Linked DNA regions of Homo sapiens: region 2 is linked to region 1. A link is a loop called in an ENCODE intact Hi-C map of the cell type or tissue named here. Cell type or tissue: endothelial cell of umbilical vein. All regions are shown on one strand. Each heading gives the region's core, and the rest is flanking DNA. Links, peaks and the distances in the headings are about the cores only. Region 1 has its middle 25 kb from the start of SPR. Region 2 overlaps EXOC6B (exocyst complex component 6B).

Region 1 (5,385 bases), core at 244-5,243:
TGTAATCCCAGCACTTTGGGAGGCTGAGGCCAGCAGATCACTTGAGATCAGGAGTTTGACACCAGCCTGGGCAACACAGTGAAACCCCATCTCTAAACCCCATCTTTAAAAATACAAAAATTAGCCGGGCATGGTGGCATGTGCCTGTAGTCCCAGCGACTTGGGAGGCTGAGGCAGAATTGCCAGGAGGCAGAGGTTGCAGTGAGCTGAGATCGCGCCACGGCACTCCAGCATGGGCGACAGAGCAAGACTCCAACTCAAAAAAAAAAAAAAAAAAAAGTAGCAGTGAGAAAACAATTTTGTATAACAACAAAATTGTTCTCAGAGGAAAATTTATATTACTAAATATTTGTATTAGAAAGCAAAAAATACCAAAAACAAATGAATCAGAAGTATTCACCTTGTAGAAGTTCAGATTCTTTGTTTGCAAAAGCAGAAATCAACTCAGACAAAATAAAACATAAATTTTTGGTTCAGCTAATAGAACTGAAAAAGAAAGCTGAAAAGTTAGGCCCCAAAAGGGCAGGAACCAGGGTGGCTCTGGAGAACCAGGTAACAGAAAACAATGAATCAGCTACAGGATGAATCAGCTACCAGATGAATCAGCTACAGCTGTTTTCAGTCTTACTTTTCTTAAGATTCAGTTGCTATGGAGAGAGCATCCAACTATCGTAAGTTAGGTTTCACATCTATTTTTTAATCTAAAAATATTCAGTGCATCTTAATTGATCGTCTTGCCAATCATTAGCCAATAGAGAAATGTTAGTTCCCCAAGAAAAATTAAGGTAATATTATGAAGAAGGGGCAATGGATGTGAGGTGGCAAAAACAACAAATTGTTCCTTAGAAGCTAGATTTTTATTACTTTGTTCACTACCTCATCATTTATTTATAGCACCAAAAAGTTATGTATTCAATATTAATTGAATGGTTAAATAAAATATAGCACATTTAAGATAGTTTATGATGCAACCATTAGAGTTATGTTTTAAATTAATATTTAAAGATGGAAAAATCATTATGGAAAATAGAATAAAATCCGTATATCATCTATGAATTAAATTTCATTTAAAAGTTTTATTTCTGCATAAAACCAACACCAACACCTGAAGAAAATGCGTCAAAATGTGAATAGTAGAATCGTAGCTTGTTTTTTTCTGTTTCTCCATATATATGTGCATAAAACATATACATATATACACACACACATGCACATACACTGTAATGGGTTGAATCATGACCTCTAAAAATATCCATCCATGTCCTAATACCCACGCTCCTCAATAGTATCTTTGTAGATATAATTGAGTTAATGATCTTGAGATGAGCTCATCCTAGATTATCTGGATGAGTCCTAAATTTAACGATCCTTATATAGGAGACAGAAGAGAAGACACAGACACAGAGAAAGCCATGGCCATGTGAGGATGGATACCAAGATTGGAGTTATGCAGCTACAAGCCAAGGAACTCCTGGAGTCACCAAAAGCTGGAAGAAGCAAGAAAAATTCTCCTCTAGGGCCCTTGGAGGGAGGGTAGCCCTGCAGACATCTTGAGTTCAGCCTTTTTTCTCCATAAATGGCAGAGAATAAATCTGTGTTGTCACCCAGTTTGTGGTAATTTGTCCCAGCATCCCTAGAAAACATGTATATATATATACACACACACATGCACACAAATAAACAGCAGCCTTTCTACGTGTTATACAGGATGTGTTTTCCCCAATTTTCCACATTTTTCCACAGTAAAGATAATATATTGTTTTAAAAGTTGGGTATAAAGAAGTTTAGCAAATTTAATATCAGACAAAATAAAACTTAAGGAAAAAATTCAGTGGCCTATATTCTCCTGGGGCCCCTCCCTATGAGAAGCCAGCCTCTGTGACTCAGGGAACCCCTCCAGCCACGTCTCCTGTTTGCTGCTTTGAACGCTTGGGCTCTGATGTAGGCCTCTTCCTTTGGGACTTCGTTCGGGTTCCCGTTTCTCTCCTTCCCAGCTCTTGGCTACACTTCGCTTGGCTGGGTTGGCTGGAACTTTGGTTTCTCTCCTTCGGCTGCGGCAGCCTGGGTTCCTGCCCTGCCTGACCCTGGCACTCTGCATCCTGGCGTCTCCCTTGGCTGGGCAGGGGGAATTGCACATTTACAGAGAGGGGCTATCACCTCCTTTTCAGGTGCCCACAACACGCATAGAGGGATAGTGGGTAAACCCGACGGTAACACGCCTGCACCATCTGTGAATTCTGAAAACAAGCGCAAGGTAGGGCTTGTTTCCTACGCCAGGTGATTTCCTTTCTTTGGTAGGGTGTGGTGGGAAGACCAGGCGCTGAAAACTCAGGCCGCCTTATTTTTGGAAACCCAGAAGTAGAAAGTGGACCTTTGTGTCCTCGGTGCTCTCGTTGCTCGGTCTCCCCAGAAGCCGCCAAGAAAGCAAGTGCCATCGGTAACCGGGCGGATCCTGGAGAGCTCGTAGCTCCGCTGGGAGGCCCCGCCTGGCGGAGACTCCTTCCCAACAGCACCCTCAGCATCCTAAGCCGGCTTACGCCAGAGCCGCCAAGACACCACTAGGTGGCGCCAAAGCGCAGCCGGGACCTGGTGGGTTGGGGCGAGCAGCCTCAGGACTAGCGACGTCGGTAAGACCGAGAGTCTGATGCAGCGTGGGTCTCTGGGAAGGGGCTGTGCCCTTTGTCCACTGCACCTGCTCTCAGGGGTTGAAACTGCCCTGAATGGGGTATGAAAATCCCCCCAGCTAGAGATGTGAGATCACATCAAGTGCACATTTCCGGAACAAACAGGGAATCAATAAGCCTTGCAGAAGTCAGCCCACAGTAGCCGCGCAAACAATTAAGGTTGTCAAAGGACTGGAGGAGATTGGTCAGCCTCACGTTTCCTCAGATACTAGAGTTGCTCGCGAGAATATGCAAAGATTTCCCTTTGCCCAAGAGGGGCACTCAGGTGGCTGGGAGAGTGGAAGTGGCCTTGAGGTCCGATGGAGAAATGCATGTGCCCAGAACTAGGAAACGTGGGAAACAGGTCACTAAGCTAATGTCTGCAAAGTTTGTGGAAGGCGACAAAGGCTGGGAGGGGAAGATGACGTACATCTCAATGGATACTAAAGTGGAAAGGTGATGACCCCAGAACATTCAGATGACCCTCCCTTAATGCTACTAAAGTACCTCCACGACTTAGATCCAACCCCCCTGGGAAAAGGGGAAACACTAACTGGGAAAATCTTGGAAAAAAATTACTGAGTTTACCTGGAGATGACTAACATTAGGTGTGTGTGTGGTTGGTGGTTTGTTGTGGTTTTTATTTTTTTTAATTATATTTTAAAATGTCTGTGGGCACATGCATTAGGAGTAATGGATATTCAAAATAGAGGAAAACTGTGTAATAGAAAATAATGTTACATTTTCTAACCAAACTTGAACCTGTGGCCTGTGAAAAGCATATCAGCTACAGATAGTCATAAAAATGGACTGCATATAAGAAATTTCAATAAATTTCCAGAAGCAGAAGTGATATAGACCACACCCTCTAGCCACATTGTAACCAGTGAATACCTCAAAACAAAACAACCTGAAAACCAGCCACGTGAAAATCAAAAAAGAGGGAAAATTATCCAATAGCACGAGAGTCATAGAGAAATCAAGATGACCATATCAGATTCTTTAGAGAAAAAATGAATAAGAAAATGCAACATTTTAAGTGTGAGATACATGACAAAGCTGTGTTTTCATATGTCATTTCACAGCTTTAAGAGTTTTTGTTAGCTGAGAGAGAATTAATAAACTGAATATTCAACTTTGAATTTTAGAAAAATAAAAAAGCCCTTAAAAAGAGAGTAAAGACATAACTATGAAAATAATTCATAAAAGAACAGAGTTAGCTATTTTTAAATGCTGAAAGACAAATTTCACTAGAAGAAAATGCAAAATACCAACCCCTTATTTACCTTATCCTTCAGGAAGGGCTTAGCCATCTGTCTCAGTAGGGGGTCTTACTCCCTCCACTTTGCTCACTGTATCCTTCTAAAAAAGAGTCAGAATGCATCCTTCCTCATAGGTTAAAGCTCATGCCCACTAGATTTAAAGGTGACCTTGAAATCCTGCAGGTTCCATACCTGCATATCCTAGATAAGATAGGGAACGGTCCTCCTTTAGGACAAAATTGGCATAAGGATGAAATGAGTTACTGTAACCAATTGGAATGTGCTTCCCCTTTTGTGTGAGTGTATGTGTGTATATATGTATGTGTGTTCACAAGTGGGTGTGTGTTGTATTCTTTCAATCCTGGAATTACACTAAACTGTTGCATCCAGATAGTTTCTAGGCATCCATTCCCAACACACAAGCACATTTTTTTGTGTGTGTTCCATGACCAGTGATGAACATGCATTATAAACCAAGAATTTTGGTTAGTTCCAATTTTGCACCCAACATAAAAAAAAAAAAAAAAAAAAAAGGAAAAGGCTCCCAGAAAGGAACTAGCCTGATTTCCTTGTTCACCAATGATATGGTTAGGGTTTGTGTCCCCACCCAAATATCGTCTTGAATCGTAGTCCCCATAATCCCTACGTGTCAAGGGAGAGACCAGGTGGAGGTAATTGAATCATGGAAGCAGATTCCCCCAGGCTGTTCTCATGATAGTGAGTGAGTTCTCAGGAGATCTAATGGTTTTGTAAGAGGCTCTTCCCCCTTCGCTCGGCACTTCTCCTTCCTGCCACCTCGTGAAGGTCCTTGTTTCTCCTTCACCTTACACCGTGATGGTAAGTTTCCTGAGGTCTCCCCAGCCATGCTGAACTGTGAATCAATTAAACCTGTTTTCTTTATAAATTACCCAGTCTCAGGCAGTTCTTTATAGCAGTATGAAAACGGACTAATACAACCTATATCAATCATTTGTTATTAACCAAGAATCATATGCCAGGAACTCAGTGCCAAACAATCACTGCCTCATTTAACCTCTCATCATGAGAGAGGTACTATTATTATTGCCACTTAATAGACAGTGCTCACAGAGGGGTAAGAGTGACTTGCCCAGCATCAAACAGCTAGTCCAATGCTGAGTCAGGAGTATAAATGAAGTTTGGGGTATAAATGAAGTTAGAATAGCTCCAAAGATACTGGTCTTATCATTGTGCTATAATCTCTCATGCTTAAACAATTTTTTTTTGTCTATTCTTGTTTAATGCATATACAAAATACTATGTATGCTTGCCTTCGTCTTTTTTTTTTTTTTTTTTTTTGTCCCTACAATAGACCTGAATGAAGCAGGAGCCCTAGCAAAACCCAAGAGCATGGGGCACCATGTTGTAATCTGACCACCACAAGGTGGCAGCAGAATCTAAAGGTTTTCCACCGATGTACAGTCCGGAGGAGCCTTGCCTTT
Region 2 (5,385 bases), core at 175-5,174, 48 kb after region 1:
TTGTGGTTTGATAAAGAGAAACTTGTTTTTAAAAAATGTCCTCATTGAGTTATCAAGCAAACTGGAAAAATGAAAAAATTATGAAGAATCTGTGGCTAATAAGACAATGTTGATTTGGTTCAGTTAGCTAGCAATGGGCTCTGTGTTTGATTTTGTTTGAGTTAAATAGACAACAATTTTCATTGAAGCTCTTCCAGTGGAGGTTATGCTGATTTGTTATCTGATTGATTAGATTCACACCACAGAAAAATTAGTAGCCATAGAGAGAAATTAAATGGGAGTGTAGCATTTGCTAAGTATTCCTGTATTAAATTTCAAGAGTTTGTTAGTTATCATCAGATCAAATATGTAATTCTGAGGAACCTGAGCTCCTGGAAATCTTATCTACTGTAATTTTGAAAATAAAAAATGATATAGGTAAATTATCTTGTGTGGGTTTGAAATATTTTATTTAAAAAGTGGAAAGAAAAGGATATGAATCATAGATCTAACAAACATTTTTTGTCTCATTCCTTCTATTTCCCCATTTTATTCGTTTGTTGTTTATTCTTCCATTGCTTTCTTATGCAAATAGGAGCATATATTATCTTATTTTCTCCTTTTTACAAAATAAATAGTGTTATTGTATAGACTTCTGCAGCTTAGTTTTTTAGTTATACATATATTTTTGAGATTTGTCCATATCAGTATATAGAGGTTTTCCTTATTTTTTTTAAATAGCTACATAGTATTCCATTATGTAAATATATCATGGTTTATTAAACTAGTTCTGTTTCTGGATATTTGGATTATTTCCAGCCTTTTGCCAGAAAAAATAATGCAGGAAGGGATAGCCTTGAATATTGGTCATTTTTTATTGCACATTTCTTTTTTTATTTGTTTTGTTTTTGAGACGGAGTCTTGCTCTGTCTCCCAGAGTGGAATGCAGTGGCGCAATCTCTGCTTACTGCAACCTCCGCCTCCCGGGCTCAAGCGATTCTCCTGCCTCACCCTGGCGAGTAGCTGGGATTACAGGTGCCCATCACCACGCCCGGCTGATTTTTGTAGTTTTAGTAGAGAAGGGATTTCACCATATTGGCCAGGCTGGTTTTGAGCTCCTGACCTCAAATGATCCGACCGCCTTGGCCTCCCAAAGTACTGGGATTACATGCCTGAGCCACTGCGCTAGGCCTATTGTACATTTCGTACTGTATCTATAGGATAGATTCCCACAAGTAAGATTGCTAAGTAAAATGATGAATATATCTGGAATTTGGTAGGTATTACCCACTTTAGAGGTTGTACCATTTTGTTCTCCCTCTAGCAGTCTATGAGATTGCTCATTTCTTTGTAGCTCTTTCAATAAAGTTCTCCGTAGCTTTTTCAACAACCCAAAGACTTTTGGGCTTTTGTCAATATGATGTGATAAGTAGTGTTTCAGTGTAGTTTTTATTTTTATTTTTCTTATTGTGAGTGAGGCTGAAAATCTCACAATAATATGTTTAAGGGCTTTTGTGTATGTCTTTTGCTTATTTTTCTATAAGGGGGATATTTTCTTTTTTCTTTTTTTTTTTTTTGAAACAGGGTCTCTCCCTCTCTTGTCCTGGCTAGAGTGCAGTGGGCAATCTTGGCTCACTGCAACCTCCGTCTCCTGGGCTGAAGCGATCCTCTCACCTTAGCCTCCTGAGTAGCTGGGACTACAGGTGCGCGACACCACGTCCAGCTAATTTTTTGTATTTTTGTTTGAGACGGGGTTTCGCCCTGTTGTCCAGGCTGCTGTCGAACTCCTGGGCTCAAGCCATCCGCTTGCCTCGCCACCCAAAGTGCTAGGATTACAGGCGGGAGCCACCGCACCCGGCCCGGATTTTTTTCTTTTTGATATTTGGGCGCCCAGGGTAAAAAACCTTTGATGGTTATATGTTGCTTAAATGCATGACGAGTATGTACAGTGGAATTAGTTGTGATTGGTAAATAAACCATTGTTTTTAAGAAACGAAAGTTTCAAACCTGCCTCTTTATTATTTTAGTCATAAAGAGGTATCAGTAAACAAAGCCATTTTATTTTATTTTATTTTTTTGAGACGGAGTCTCGCTCTGTCGCCCAGGCTGGAGTGCAGTGGCACGATCTCGGTTCACTGCAAGCTCCGCCTCCCGGATTCATGCCATTCTCCTGCCTCAGCCTCCGGAGTAGCTGGGACTACAGGCGCCTGCCACCACGCCTGGCTAATTTTTTGTATTTTTAGTAGAGATGGGGTTTCACCGTGTTAGCCAGGGTGGTCTTGATCTCCTGACGTCGTGATCCACCTGCCTTGGCCTCCCAAAGTGCTGGGATTACAGGCGTGAGCCACCACGCCCGGCAGAATTATAATTTTTTTAAAAAATTGAGATCTGTTAACTCCCAAGAGGACAATGATTTGATGAAAGAAATTTAAGCATGTAATATAAATTGCATACCTGCAAACCTGTTAGATCTTTAAAATATACATTACGCAGTGAAACATTTAAGGGAGCAAGAACCATCACAATGCAACTAACTAGATTACCTTAATTTGATTTATGATAATACATATGGACTGGGACTCTGTTAAAACACCTACTTGTCATTCAGTCTTGAAGATCATCATATTGACATGCACTTTGAACTTGCATGAATTTACCTTCAGTTACTACTGTGGTTTGATAATTGATTAATTATTACATAAAAGCAAAAACAAAAGCAACGACAACAATAACGAACTTCTTTTATAACAGTTCTATCATTTCAGTATTTAGACGCTTCCAGTGTTTAGAACTCTAAATAAATGTTCTATTGTACGTTAGATAAATGATGAAGGCCATTTGCCAAAAGTGATGATTTGGATTAAAATATAGGCTCTCTTTCATTATATAGTTTTTGATTAAAAAGCTGTGGAGGAACACAGACTTTCAATTTGACCTTGTTTTCACAGGCCTGGAACATGACAGATTCTGTGACTCACGCATATCTTTTGGTACTATGATATTGTGTAGTGGCATACTGACATCTTGTTGCACATTCCAGCCAAGTCTCTTTCTTCTTGTTGTTCTCAACATATCAGTTTTCAAAACTTGCTTCTTTATGTTTTTTTTCCCTTTGCAAATTGTGCCTTTGTTTCTTTCCTCCTCTTTGTGCTTGACTTTGTATCTCCCTACCACTTCCTGTAACTTAGAATTTTAAAACACACATTGTCCAGTGAAATATCTAAACGAGCAAGAATCATCACAGTGCAAACCAATTTCTACTTCCTGGGGAAGCTCTGATGCTAATAAACAATGAAATTCTAAAGATATTGATATGAAATGTGGTCTTATCAAGCAATATGAGTGAAGAAAAACAGCAGACATTGGGCTGGACTAAATTTATCCTATGAAAATTTTTGGTATGGAGTTTGATTTAAGGAAAGTCATATTTATGGAATACATTTTTTAAAACGGAAAAAAATAATGCAGCTAGCCAAGTATTTTGTTTTTGGTCAGGTAAAGGATTTCCTTGACATTTGTAAGGAAGAGGTATACAATGATCTTTTGGCATTGGAGTAGCAAAAATAAGAGGAAAGTGAAATGAGAAAAGCTCTTGAAACCCCAAGAAAAATAGATTATTAGAGGCATTTTAAATGATAAATGTGGATTTGATGGTATACTTTGTTATTTGATATTTAAAATTTGGCTGGGTGTGGTAGCTCACCTGTAATCCCAGCACTTTGGGAGGCTGAGCAGGAGGATCACTTGAGCCCAGGAGTTTGAGACCAGCCTAGGCAATATAATGAGACTCTGGCCTCTACAGAAAACAAAAATTAGCTGGGCATCGTGGCATGCACTATAGTCCCAACTAACTAGGGAGGCTGAGGTGGGAGGATCACCTGAGCCCAGGAGGTTGAGGCTGCAGTGAGCCAATGTCATGCCACTGTACTCTAGGCTGGGTGACAGAGTGGCATCCTGTCTCTGAAATAAAGAAGTAAGTACAATTAAACTTTTGAGATAATTATAGAATTCATATGCAGTTGTAAGAAATAATACAGAGATCCCCTTTATTCTAGATACTAGTCTATTGGATATGTGGTTTGCAAATATTTTTTTCCTACTCTGTAGCTTGTTTTTTTACCCTCTTAAAAGGGTCTTTTGCAGATCACAAGTTTTTTTAATTTTGATGAAGTCCAGCTTACCAATTTTTCCTTGTATGGAGCAGGCCACTGTCTTTATTGGTGTAGCTATATGTAATATCCTGATACTGGTAGACTGATTCTTCTTTATCTTTAATCTTATCAGAATATTTTAATCTTGTTTTATCAAAAGTTTTAGCTAATGTTTCTTTGCCTTTTTATATAAAATTTTCTATAAATTTTTATTTATTTATTTTTTAGAGATGGGGGTCTCCCCCAGTCACCCAGGCTGGAGTGCAGTGGTGCAATCTTAGCTCACTGCAGCCTCTAACTCTTGGCTCAAGCTATTCTCCCACCTCAGCCTCCCTAGTAGCTGGGATTACACACACAAGCCACAGTGTCAGGCCACCTTATATGTTTTTAGAATAATCTTTTCTACATCAGCAAAAAAGTCTGCTGAGATTTTGATAGAAATTGCATTAAATCTAAATGTCAGTTTGAGGAGAATTGACATCTTTACTAATGAGTCTTCCAATCTACAAATATTGTATGTATTTCCATTTATTGAGATCTGTTTTGCTTTCTTTCAGCATTGTATTTAGCATACAAGGTTGGCACATATTTTGTTAGATTTATCTGCAAGTAATTCATTTTCTTTTTTTAAGTGATTTTAAATGTTATTGTATTTTTAATTTCGGCGTCTGTGTCTTCATTTTCTATTATATAGAAATGCAATTCATCTTTGTATGTTTACCTTGTATCTTTGTGATCTTGCTGGACTCATTTGTTAGTCTAGGAGTTTTTGTGTAGATTCCTTGGAATTTTCTGTGTAAACAATAGTGTTATCTGCAAATGGAGAGAGTTTTAGTTATTTTCCAATTTTTATGCCTTTTATTTCCTTATTTCACTGGCTAGAACATCTAGGACTATGCTAAGACTGGTAAAAGTGGATATCTTTGCCTTTTTCCTGATCTTAGAAGGAAAGCATTCAGTCTTTTCTCATTAAGTATCATGTTAACTTTAGGTTTTTTTGTGGATGCTCTTTATCAATTTGAGGAAATTTTCCTCTATTCCTATTTTCTGAGAGTTTTTATTGTGAAAGAGTGAATTTTGTTAAATGCTTATAATGCATCATTTTATATGATCATGTGATTTAAAATATTTAGTCTGGTGAAATCTGTTTTGAACATTGAATGAACCTTGCCTCTTTGGAATAAACCCTACTTGGTCATTGTATACACTTCTTTTTATTTGTCTCTGAGTTCTATTTGCTGATATATTGTTAAGG

The links. A loop is a pair of places that touch in the nucleus more often than their neighbours do. Peaks named below come from ENCODE experiments on the same cell type or tissue, not always from the same donor. Only the 100,000 strongest peaks of a DNase experiment are listed, where the experiment ranks them.
Region 2: it touches region 1 in a loop (2.2-fold over the local background); 17 of 110 quality-filtered maps call a loop at or near these places.

The regions. Positions count from the first base shown.
Region 1 is chr2:72,859,885-72,865,269 of GRCh38, reverse strand. No RefSeq gene overlaps it. Among named protein-coding and RNA genes, the nearest start is that of SPR, 25 kb to the left of the region's middle. In endothelial cell of umbilical vein, for the core only: a CTCF peak has its summit at 2,552 (motif pointing right); a DNase peak (open chromatin) is centred at 2,569; H3K27me3 peaks cover 284 bases.
Region 2 is chr2:72,811,663-72,817,047 of GRCh38, reverse strand. The region is part of intron 1 of EXOC6B (exocyst complex component 6B); the gene reads left to right. Among named protein-coding and RNA genes, the nearest start is that of EXOC6B, 12 kb to the left of the region's middle. In endothelial cell of umbilical vein, for the core only: no CTCF peak of the experiment used is centred there; a DNase peak (open chromatin) is centred at 3,067; H3K27ac peaks cover 319 bases.